Linked DNA regions of Mus musculus: region 1 is linked to region 2. Evidence: chromatin loops called from intact Hi-C (ENCODE). Cell type or tissue: heart. All regions are shown on one strand. Links, peaks and the distances in the headings refer to the core of each region. The heading gives the core; the rest is flanking DNA.

Region 1 (5,369 bases), core at 200-5,199, 140 kb after region 2:
GATAAAACACCACGACCAAAAGCAGCCTTAAGAGGGAAGGAAGGGTTTATTTCAGTAATAGTCCAGCATGAGGGAAGTTAGAGTGGGCACTCAAGGCCGGAACTCCATGGCTGAAGCCATGAAGGAATGCTGCTGCTGGTTTGCTCCCTCCTGGCTTGTTCGGCCTGCTTTCTTGAAATACCTGTCTGGGGATGGCAGCACTTGCTTCAGTCACCATAAAGAGAAGGCAGCACAGACTTGTCTACAGACAAGTGGAGACATTTTCTCAAATAAGGTTCTCTCTTCTCAGGTAAATGTCTCAAGATGACTAAGTAGTTGACCCTGGTCACCTTAACAAACATATCATTGTTAAATCAACCTTTCCTTTCTTGTTGTCCCCAAGATGTCATAGTAATATCAATATTACAATATAAAACTTACTCCAAACTTTAATAAAAGTCCCATAGTCTTTAAAAGTTCAAACACTTAAAAAGTTTAAAGTCTTAAATATCTAAAGTCTTTAGAATTCCTGATTTCTTTAAGGTCTTATAACTATGGGTTCTTGGAAAATCAAAAACAGGTTAAGTATTTTATTTCAAGAGAAAAGAGCCAGGATAGATACAGTCACAGTCAAAGGAAAAGAAAGTCCAACATTACACAGCTTAAGCGTCCTGTTCAGAGACTCACGATCTCGTAGGCTGGCCATGAACTCGGAGACAGTCTTGCCCCTGCTTCTCAAATGCTGAGAAGGAAGGTATGCGCTGCTATGCCTGCCCTTAATAGAATCTTTAAGGAACTTTCAACCTTCTCTCTGAAACTTTACAAGCCAGGCCTTCATCCTCTGCACTGCTCTCAGCATTATTCTTCCTCTAAGTTTGCACAACAGCTCGTTAAGCTTTGAACACTAGGTGGTTTTCCAGTGCCAACTTCCAAAGTCCTTTTTCAATCCTCCCCAAAACACATGGTTAGTGTTACATCAGCAATACCCGACAACCTAGAACCAGTTTCTTTCTCTCTCTCTTTTTTTTTTCCTTTTCGGTTTTATTGAGACAGGGCTTCTTTGTATAGTCCTGGCTCACTCTGTAGACCAGGCTGGCCTTGAACTCAGAAATCCGCCTGCCTCTGCCTCCCAGGTGCTGAGATTAAAGGTGTGCACCACCACTGTCTGGCTTCTCTTAGAGGTTCTATTGCTGTGATAAAAACACTTTGACTAAAAGCAACTTGGGGAGGGAAGGGTTTATTTTAGCTTACAATTGTAGTCCAAGAAGAAATCAGAGCAGGATTCAAGGCAGAAACCTGGAGGCAGGAACTGAAGACGAGGCCATGGAATTGCTCGCTGCCTTGCTCCTCCCTCCAGGCTTGCTTAGAGCATCCAGGACCGTAAGCCTTGTGGCATTTGGAGGAAATGCATGGCATAGCTGGAAAAGACAACGGGGCAAACACCAGAGCCTCCAGTTCCATGTCCAGCACTCTGCACTGGTCATCACATTATCTGGACTGCCAGGCTATAGGCTGTAGGCTGGCCCTTGCAGCTCTCCTGCCTGTAGCACACAGAGCCCCTCTGTTGGGCTAGCTTCACTTTGTGCCTGTAGTGTACTTGACAAGTACACTGTGGTCCTGGCATTTCCAAAGCCCCAGATCCTCCATTGTAACTTAGGTTTCACCTTTACAGCTTTGTGCAGGAGCCTCCTTGAAAGGGCACCACTCCTGTCTGTCACACATGACCTCCCCTTAAATGGCCTTCATGCAAGCCCCCATTACCCCCTTATTTTTTGCATTTTTTTAATGCCCTAAAAATCAGTGCCACGTGTTGCAGAAAAGTTTTGCTTCCAGTTCAAAATGTAGTCTGGGCCCCTAAAACTAAAGTTGTGGGGACATCTGTTTGCTTTGAATAAATTTTTTTTTTGAGACTTTTAGAGTTTCTCTGTGTAGCCCTGGCTGTCCTGGAACTCACTCTGTAGACCAGGCTGGCCTTGAACTCAGAAATTCGCCTGCCTCTGCCTCCAAGTGCTAGGATTAAAGGTGTGTGCCACCACACCCGGCACTCTGATTAAATATTAATTAAGAACTTTCCTAAGTGCTGATTCGGCTTTCTCCATTTAAATGAAGTGATTTTTCCTCCCCTGTGGGCAGAGTCTTGCCCTTTATGCACTTTACCCCTTGTCCCAGTGGCGGCATCACTTTTCATAGCCTGTAACTTTGAGTGTATGGTATATGGTCTTTTCCCCAGCAAACTGTTCTCCCCCCCCCCCCACTAGTTTACTATCCTACTTGCTCTCTCACTGTAGATGTGGATAAGAACAGGGAGCAGTCGCCTTTACATAGCCTTGAACAGTACCCCGTGTAGAAGTATCTTCTGCCAAACAGTCCATTATTTTTTAATTCAGCCTCATTCAAGTTCTCTGGGCTCTGATGAGCCAGGCCTTCATTGTTGCATTTCTCTTGGCGTTATCCTCTTTCAGAATTCCCCCAGAATAGCCCATTGAGCCCTGTATGCAGCATTCTAGTTCTTCTTCTCTAATCCACCTCTCTAAACTCCTACATTCCCTCCCCAAAACCAGTTCCAAAGGTAGAGAACCTGCTGGTGCTGGGTGGCCACCAGAGGGCACCATTGCTCTGCTTTGCAATTGGGGAATTTGCTTTCTCTAGACACACTTCAGGAATTCTTTTTCTTGGACAGGGCTTCATGTAGCCTAGGCTGGCTCAAGCTGGCTTTGAATTTGTAGCTAAGGATTATTTTGGTCCTCTGATTCTCTTGTACCTATCTCCTGAGTGCTATGATTATAGGCATGTGCCACCACACATGGTTTGCACAGATACAACCCAAGGCCGTATCATGACAGGCAAGCGCTATGCCAGCTGAGCCACATCCCCAGCTCCTCCAATGATTCTTTTAATGCCAGACAGTCCACTGAAGGAAGTTTATAAGAGATGAAGTAGCTAGGGGTTTTTAAAAAGGCAGGAAGTACCAGGCATGTTGGTGCACACCTTTAATCCCAGCACTGAGGAGGCAGGGGCAGGTGGAGCTTTAAACTTGAAGCGAGCCAGGACTACACAGTGGGGTTTCTCAAAAACAAAAGGAAAGAGATGCCAGGGCACAGTTGCGTAGACGTGTAGGAGAGGGCCCAGCTTCAGTGAGGGCAGCTAAGGGCCAGACAAGATGAAGCGCGTGCTGGGGGAGACTGAGCAGAGCACAGAGCAGATGCTTGTTGGTTGAACCTACCCGGGCAAAGACACACTGTGTGGTGTTCATCACCAAGAATTTCACCTTGATTAAGCTGGGGTTATGAATCTGAGATGAGCCCAGATGCCTTACTAAGTGGGTCCCCTGAAAACTGCAGGACTGCTGCTGCTTTCACAGTACCGTTTTGAGTATGGCCTGCAGAACCTGTAAGATTTTAAATGCTGAGACTTTAGTTGGTTTCAAGAAAAGTATCCAGAAAACCCCATCTACAGCTTTACTCTTTTTTTTTTTTTCCAAGACAGGATTTCTCTGTGTAGCCCTGGCTGTCCTGGAACTCACTTTGTAGACCAGGCTGGCCTTAAACTCAGAAATCCGCCTGCCCCTGCCGAGTGCTGGGATTAAAGGCGTGTGCCACCACGCCCAGCTTTTTTTTTTTTATTTATATGAGTACGCCGTAGCCGTCTTCAGACACACCAGAAGAGGGCATCAGATCTCATTACAGATGGTTGTGAGCCACCATGTGGTTGCTGGGAATTGAACTCAGAACCTCTGGAAGAGCAGTCAGTGCTCTGAACCACTGAGCCATCTCTCCAGCCCCAGCTTTACTCTTTCAATGGCTATTGTTTGTTTGCTTTCTTAGCTTTTTTTCTCTCTCATTTTGTGAAGATGGAGTGTGTCATGACATGAGTGCAGAGGTTAGAGGGTGACTTGTGGTGGCTGGTTCTCTCATGTGGGTCTCAGGGATCATCGCAGATCATCAAACGTGGTGACAAGAATTTTTATCTTCGCCAGGCAGTGTGGCGCACGCCTTTAATCCCAGCACTTGGGAGGCAGAGGCAGGTGGATTTCTAGTTCGAGGCCAGCCTGGTCTATAAAGTGAGTTCCAGGACAGTCAGGGCTACACAGAGAAACCCTGTCTTGAAAAACCAAAAAAAAAAAAAAAAAAGACTCTTTATTTTCGGGGTCCATCTTACTGGCCTACCACCTTGGAGCAGGTGCTCATATATCCCAGGCTAGCCTCATGTATCTCAGTCTAGTCTCAGACCTTCTGTGGAGCCAAAAATGACTTTTAACTTCAGTTCTTCCTACTGTGACCTCCCAAGTATAGGGATTACAGGCCTGTGCCAATGTGCACAGTTATTGTGGTGCTGGAACCCAGGGTTTTACACATGCTAGGCAAGCACTCTGAGCCACATTCCCAGATTTAAACCCCCCACCACCTTTTTTTTTTTAATTTGTTTTTTTAAGATTTATTTGCCGGAAGAGGGCATGAGATCCCATTACAGATGGTTGTGAGCCACTGTGTGGTTGCTGGCGATTGAACTCATCACCTCTGGAATAGCAGACAGTGCTCTTAATTGCTGAGCCATCTCTACAGCCCCGCCAACCCTGTTTTTTTCGAGAAGTCTCTTGTAGCTCAGCCCATTCATTCTGTAACTTTCAGTCTGCCTGCCTCAGCTGTCTTTGTGCTGGAATTGTAGGATTATATAACCTTGCATAGTGATTAATTTTTTTTAAAGGATTTATCTTTAGTTGTGTGTATATGTGGTTTTACATGTGTGTGCAGTGCCTTCGGAGACCCAACGAGGATGTCAGGTCCTCTCAAACTGTGGTCACAGGCAGTTTTGAGTTACTCTACATAAGTGCCAGGAACTGAACTCTAGTCCTCTTGTAGAGTACACACTTTAACTTCAGCCCCATGATCAGCATCTTTATGTCCCATTGGAGACTGAAGGAAGCAGCTAGGGATAATGGTCAGTGGTAGAGCATTTACTTGGCATATACAAGGCCTCAGGTTCTTCGGGGATGGGAGAATGCTGATAACCATTGTTGGGATGGAAGTTACTAAACATGTAAGGGACCTCTGGTGATGTAGATCCAAACAGGATTGCATAGCAGTTCTCTAGGGAAGGGAGAGCTGGAGTTCTGAAGGAGGAACAGTTGTGGAAGGGGGCATTTCAAGAATGGGGTGAGGGTGGAGGTGATGGGGTGGTATGTTGGTGATGGCCATATTGGGCCTTCACAATCTAAGGAGCTCCACCTTTGAGTATGGCTTCTCATTACCTCCTTATGTGCCCATTCTAGATCTTGAAGATACTCTCAGGGAAGGTAGTGATAGGGCATGCCATTCACAATGACTACAAAGCCCTACAGTACTTTCATCCCAAGTCCCTCACCAGAGACACTTCCCGGATACCACTCCTCA
Region 2 (5,369 bases), core at 321-5,320:
TTCCCCCTCAAAACCTTTGGTTCTTCCCCACAGCAACCCCTACTCTCTCCTCTCCAGCACTTTGCCAAACCAAGCAAGAAGCATAGAGCCATTGGGCGCTCCCCGAGCCCCTCCTTAATCGTGAGGGACCCAGGAAGGGAGAGAGGATCCTGGAGTGGATGGACTCACAGATAAGGAGATGGAGACCCCAAGACAGAGATAAGGGCTGAGAACCAGGGAGGCAAAAGACAGACAGACAGACAGACAGACTTGTTTGGGAACTTTCCCTTGGCTTAAAAAAAAAAAAAAAGGAGTAAGGGAACCAGTCAGTCCAAGGGACCCTGTGCTTCCCTGATCCCAGCCTTGTTCCCCATAGGATGGCTATGTGTCTGTCCTCCCCCTGGAGTTCTAAGGAATTGTTGCTAGCCACGTTGAGGGAGTCCAGATCCCTGTTCTGCCCCCAAGGGTTTCAAGCTATAGAGACCCAGGGAGTTGCTAAGAAGATCTATGTAGCCGGGTATGTGTGAGCTGTCAGGCAGTGTGTGTGCTTCATGCCGCCTCATTTGTTCAGATTCATAATCAATCTGTCTATTTGAGTCCATTAGCTCCCTGTTAGCTATGCGGGTGAGGGAGGAGGGAGAGGATTGTGCAGGAGGAGTTGGGAGGATCAGGCCCCACCCAGGGGGGTGAACATTTCAGCTCACCACCCTGCCAGCCTCTTCCTCAATAATCTAGGCTTGCCCACTACCCCTGTCCCTGGGCTGGACTCCCTTGGAGTCTTGAAAGGCTCTGAAGAACGAGAACATTGATGGAAACAATCAGGAGGCTGGACTCTGGTTTGAATGGACAGGCCGGGGAGTAACCATCTAGACTTCAAACCCCATCCCATCCTGCAGGAGCCTAGACCCAGACCAAGACAAGGCCATCTCCTCTCTTCTTGGTCTCCCTAGGGCCATTAGAAAGAGATTGAGTACCTCCGTTAATTACCACAAGATGCCCGAGTAACTCGGTGCCAATCACTGCAGGCTGCTAGCTCCACCAGCGTGCAGAATACTCAAGTATTTTCCAGCCATCACTGTGTGATGCGGAGTTCCTTCAGGTCAATTATACTCTCAAAGGTCTCACTAGCTGCTACAAAGTACTTGAGTATTTTGTAACCGATTATTGCACATTGTCTAAGTACTGCAGAGCTGAAGGTTCCTCCCAGCTCTGGACCTGGAAAATGGGAAAATCACTCAGCAACAGCCCTGACTCCCTGATACAAGAAGGGAGACAAAGGTGAAAGGAGAGATGGGTGAGCAGAGAGAGAAGCAAAGGGGTTTCGTTCCCTGCTTCCCGCATCCAAATCAAGGAGACTTGTGGTCAGTGGAAAGGAAAAAAGAGCTCAGACACCAAGCTGGTTCCTCACCATCTCCCACCAACTCCAGCTCAATCACAAATCCAGAGAAGAGCTGGATTCCCTGCATGACAAGGAAGAGGTTGGGGGCTGGCTTCCCCCTAAGTAAAAGAAGATAGCAAAGGTGCCACACTGCCAAATTCTGCACAGCTAACCACTCCTCCATGGGCTTAGGAACTTGGGCTCTTGATTGAACCCCACAAAAAGGTTCTTATCCTAGATCGCTGGACCAATGCCTAATCCACCTAGTTTCGGTCTTGCTCTACCCCAAACCAGCACCACAGTTAGCTACCCTTAATCCTGAGCGACATCCAGACAGTGACTGCGCGGCTCTGCCAGGGTGGTGGCAGCGGGAGAAGCCGCCGCAGCACAGCCAAAGGCTACACGTGCCAGTCTCCTACAGCAGCCAAGCCTGACCCCTCAAGCCAGAGGTGAATGAGTGCGCGCCCTCGGGGAAGGGCTGTGCCCTCCTGACCCCGCACCCCTCCCCCGAACGACACACACTCACAGCTCCGTCAGGTTCCCGGCGCCCCGCAGGCCGCGGAGGGTATCCAGGGACCCTGCCCTGGTGCAGCGCAGCCCCGAGGGGCCCACGGGACAGCAGACCTCGCGACAGGATGCGGCGGAGGCACAGGCCAGCATCAACGAAGTCATCAGACTGCCTAGCCCCGCGGCCGGGCGATGCCAGCCCAGCTGCCCGAGCCGCTGGCCTCGCAGCATCGCGGCGGCGCCCGCCTTGCTCGGGCCGCGCAGCCGTCCGTGCGCTCCTAGCTGCCGCCGCCCGGCCTCGCGCGACACGTGCGCGGGGCGGTGTTAAAGACTAGCCACCAGGAGAGGGCGGCACCCACGGCCCCGCCCCGCCCCGCCTGCCAATGCCCCCAGTGCCCCCTCCCCTTTTGAGGCCCTAATGCCAGCTCGCCTTCCTAATGTCCCTCGCGGCTGCAGGAGACCTGGGGCGGGGGGCTGCCATAGATTGCCTCACAAGTGTCTTCTGAGGCTGGGGGAGCTAGGAAGCTGATACCTTATTTCTCACAGTAAAACAGCTGCATTTTCAGATTTGCGGGGAAGTGGAGAAATTGAGCAAGGGAAGGGTTGAAGTCCAGGTCATCCCAGCCAGCCTCACGGTGCACTTTACTTAAGAGGGTGTGCATGTCACTTGGAATAAGTTAGGTGAACGCTCTCCAGACCCTAGTAAGGAAAGGGAGAGGGCCTCAGCATGGCTGGATGCAGAACCTGGGGAGAAAAATAGTGGGAGAGAAGAGTCCTTAGAACACAATTGGAGGAAGATTGGAAAGTGGAGACCTCTCGGTCCTCAAAAGACCACAGGGTGGCGCTAGAAGCCCTCGCGCCCGGCGTTTGCGCTCGGCCTGGGGCTTCGAGGGCGGAGAAGAGCAGTTCTGAGCCTTTCTAAGCTGTGCCTCTGGTCTTAGGGTCAGTTCCCAATCCTAACCATCCATCTGGGGCCCCAGAGCCGAGCCATGGCCAGGCAGACCAAGCTTGGCATCGATCGCCGTCCTGACAAGAGCATCGATTTCTGTGCGGAGAAATTAATAGATCTCTTAGTTCTTCGGACGTGGGAGCTGGGAACCATCGGCTCACGGTATTTGTGAACCTGGGAAGTCTCAGGCCCAGCATCCAGGCCACTAAATGGCAAGTCTTGCGCAATGGCCTTCTTGACTGCACGTATAAGTGTCGCGTTTAAGAGATCATCCCATCATGAATTGTCCTCCAAGTGGCCCCGAATAAGTACATATATAGAGACCCACTAAGCATCCTGAGTTCTTAAAAGTAACCAAATGGAGCCAGGCAGTGGTGGCACACGCCTTTAATCCCAGCACATGGGAGGCAGAGGCAGGCAGATTTCTGAGTTCGAGGCCAGCCTGGTCTACTTCCAGGACAGCCAGGGCTACACAAAGGAACCCTGTCTCGAAAAACCAAAAAAAAAAAAAGTAACCAAATGAAGGAGGAATCTCACAGAGAGAAGAACGACTCGTCTCCTAGGGATTTGAGCCAAAACCAAGGGATTTGACGGGGACATACCCCGCGCCAAGGAAGTATGTTCAAAGTAGCCTCGGGAGGCTGGGAAGGGCTGTGAGAGGCGAAGTGGTGAGGTCGAAGTGGTGAGGTCTTCAGGTTTCACCAGTGGAGTCCGACCTGTCCAGGCTGCGGGAAGTTACCCCGCAGATGTCAAAACACCTGTTGGACTCCAGAACTCCCCTGCAAATCAAGCCAGGGAGCCCAGCCGCTCCCTCCAGATCTGCAGCGAGCGGGTTGGGGGGGTGGGGATGGGGGAGAGAGGGAAACTGAGACAGAGAGAGGGGTTCCAGAGCTCAGTTCTTGGCCCCCAACCTTATTTCCCCAACACATCTGTCCCCCACCTCCCTCAGTTGACAGGCTAAATATTTTCCCTTGACTTGGTGGGAGGGGCGGAGAGAACAGAGAAGTCGGCGGGCGGCGGCGTAAACCAATCCGTTTCTGGAAAGGGCGGGAGCTGGGCGAGGTCCCTGCCTTTCTGCCCCACCAGCCGCGGCCGGTCGACCGAGAGTGGAAGTCTGCATGTCCAGGAGGTCCGCGGAGTGTCTCGGGGTGGAGTGCTGCGGGTGTCTCGGGACCCCGCTGCCGCCCCTTGGGGCACTCCCGGGGCTCACCGGGGGCTTCCACTCTGCCTCCCCTCAGGACTGCCTGGACTGTCTGGATCTTTGTGTTCTGAATCATCCTCCCTCTGGATGCCTCTCTGAGGCTCCTCCACTCCTATCTGCATCTCTGTCCCAGTATCTGTCTCTGGACCACACTGAGGCTGTCTCTAGCTGCTTGTCACAGGCTTTGTTTCCTCTGTTCCGAAATTCTTTTCTATCTCCCGCGGTCTCTATTTGAGATCTCTAATCCCTTTGCCTTTGTGTGTCGTCGTCGTCCCCACCCCTGCCACTTCACACTGGAACCTGGGTCTGCATCCTCCTTTCTCCCTGGAGGATACCTGGAAGACAACCAGGGCTGAGGTCATGGCAGTGCCTGCTCTGTGGCCCTGGGGAGTACACTTGCTTATGAGCCTGCTGTCCTTGGGATCTGGCCTGGACACACTAGAGGGTGAGTCCCCAGCAACGTCCGTCTAACCCCCATCTCCCTCCAGAACACCTATACTTAACTTAGTCTTTGGTTGGTTGGTTTTGGTGTCTCCAGACAGGGTTTCTCTGTGTTACCCTGGCTGTCCTAAAACTCTATCTGTAGACCAAGCCGGCCTTGAACATAGAGATCCACCTGCCTCCACCTCTCAAGAGCTGGGGTTGAAGGTGTGCAGCACAACTGATTCCTAGTTAGTCTTTATTGGGACGGGAAGACGAGGATCAGCTCTCAGAAGGACTTTTTGCCAGCTAGAACTGTTATATGAAGAGTTTTCTCTCTCAGCTCCCCTAAGAGGTTAAGGAGTTAGAAATGGAACGAACAGATGTTCTTCAACTCACGGCTGTTAGTGAAACCGCGATCCCAGTAAAGTCTGAGTTTAAACCAAAATGAGACTGAGAATTGGAGGTTGCTTCTAGGGCCACTGACTGATAAGAGGCAGGCTGGGATCGAAGCTGAAAACCAGGCACCATTAAGCAATTTGACTTACTGTGTGGATTGTAGGCTCAGAGACAGGAGAGGCAGACCCAGGGCAAGTCCTGAGCTCTGGCACCCCAGGCTTTCATCTGTGTTGGTGGGGACCCTGGGGTCCCACTGTGGGCAGGAGGGCTGTCTGAGAGAGGACTGCCTCTCCTCCGTAACTCAGTGATATACCTCAGATTCACACTTCTCACCAAAGGCACCTAGGGAGTGGGAGTGGGACTAATGCAGACCAAATAGCCCCTCATGGGTTGCCAGGGGCTATGTGGGACAAAGAAGAAGCAACAGAAGAGGAAACAGTAAGTGTATAACGCCATCATTTAATCTGCCTTTGTCCTCCATACAGAGTTTGGGAACTCAACACTCTGGGAACGGGAAGGGTCTTAAAACATTCTTC

The links. Peaks named below come from ENCODE experiments on the same cell type or tissue, not always from the same donor. Only the 100,000 strongest peaks of a DNase experiment are listed, where the experiment ranks them.
Region 1: it touches region 2 in a loop (2.0-fold over the local background); 2 of 42 quality-filtered maps call a loop at or near these places.

What each region holds. Positions count from the first base shown.
Region 1 is chr3:87,933,326-87,938,694 of GRCm38, forward strand. Isg20l2 (interferon stimulated exonuclease gene 20-like 2) reads left to right here. Exons shown (of 4, transcript NM_177663.4): 3 at 5,249-5,369. Among named protein-coding and RNA genes, the nearest start is that of Isg20l2, 5.7 kb to the left of the region's middle. In heart, for the core only: a CTCF peak has its summit at 2,584 (motif pointing right); a DNase peak (open chromatin) is centred at 2,626.
Region 2 is chr3:87,793,050-87,798,418 of GRCm38, forward strand. It overlaps Ntrk1 (neurotrophic tyrosine kinase, receptor, type 1), which reads right to left and starts at 2,113. Exons shown (of 17, transcript NM_001033124.1): 1 at 1,884-2,113. The coding sequence starts at 2,095. Insrr (insulin receptor-related receptor) reads left to right here and starts at 3,902. Exons shown (of 22, transcript NM_011832.2): 1 at 3,902-4,459. The coding sequence starts at 4,375. In heart, for the core only: a CTCF peak has its summit at 2,702 (motif pointing right); no DNase peak of the experiment used is centred there; H3K4me3 peaks cover 2,302 bases; H3K27me3 peaks cover 5,000 bases.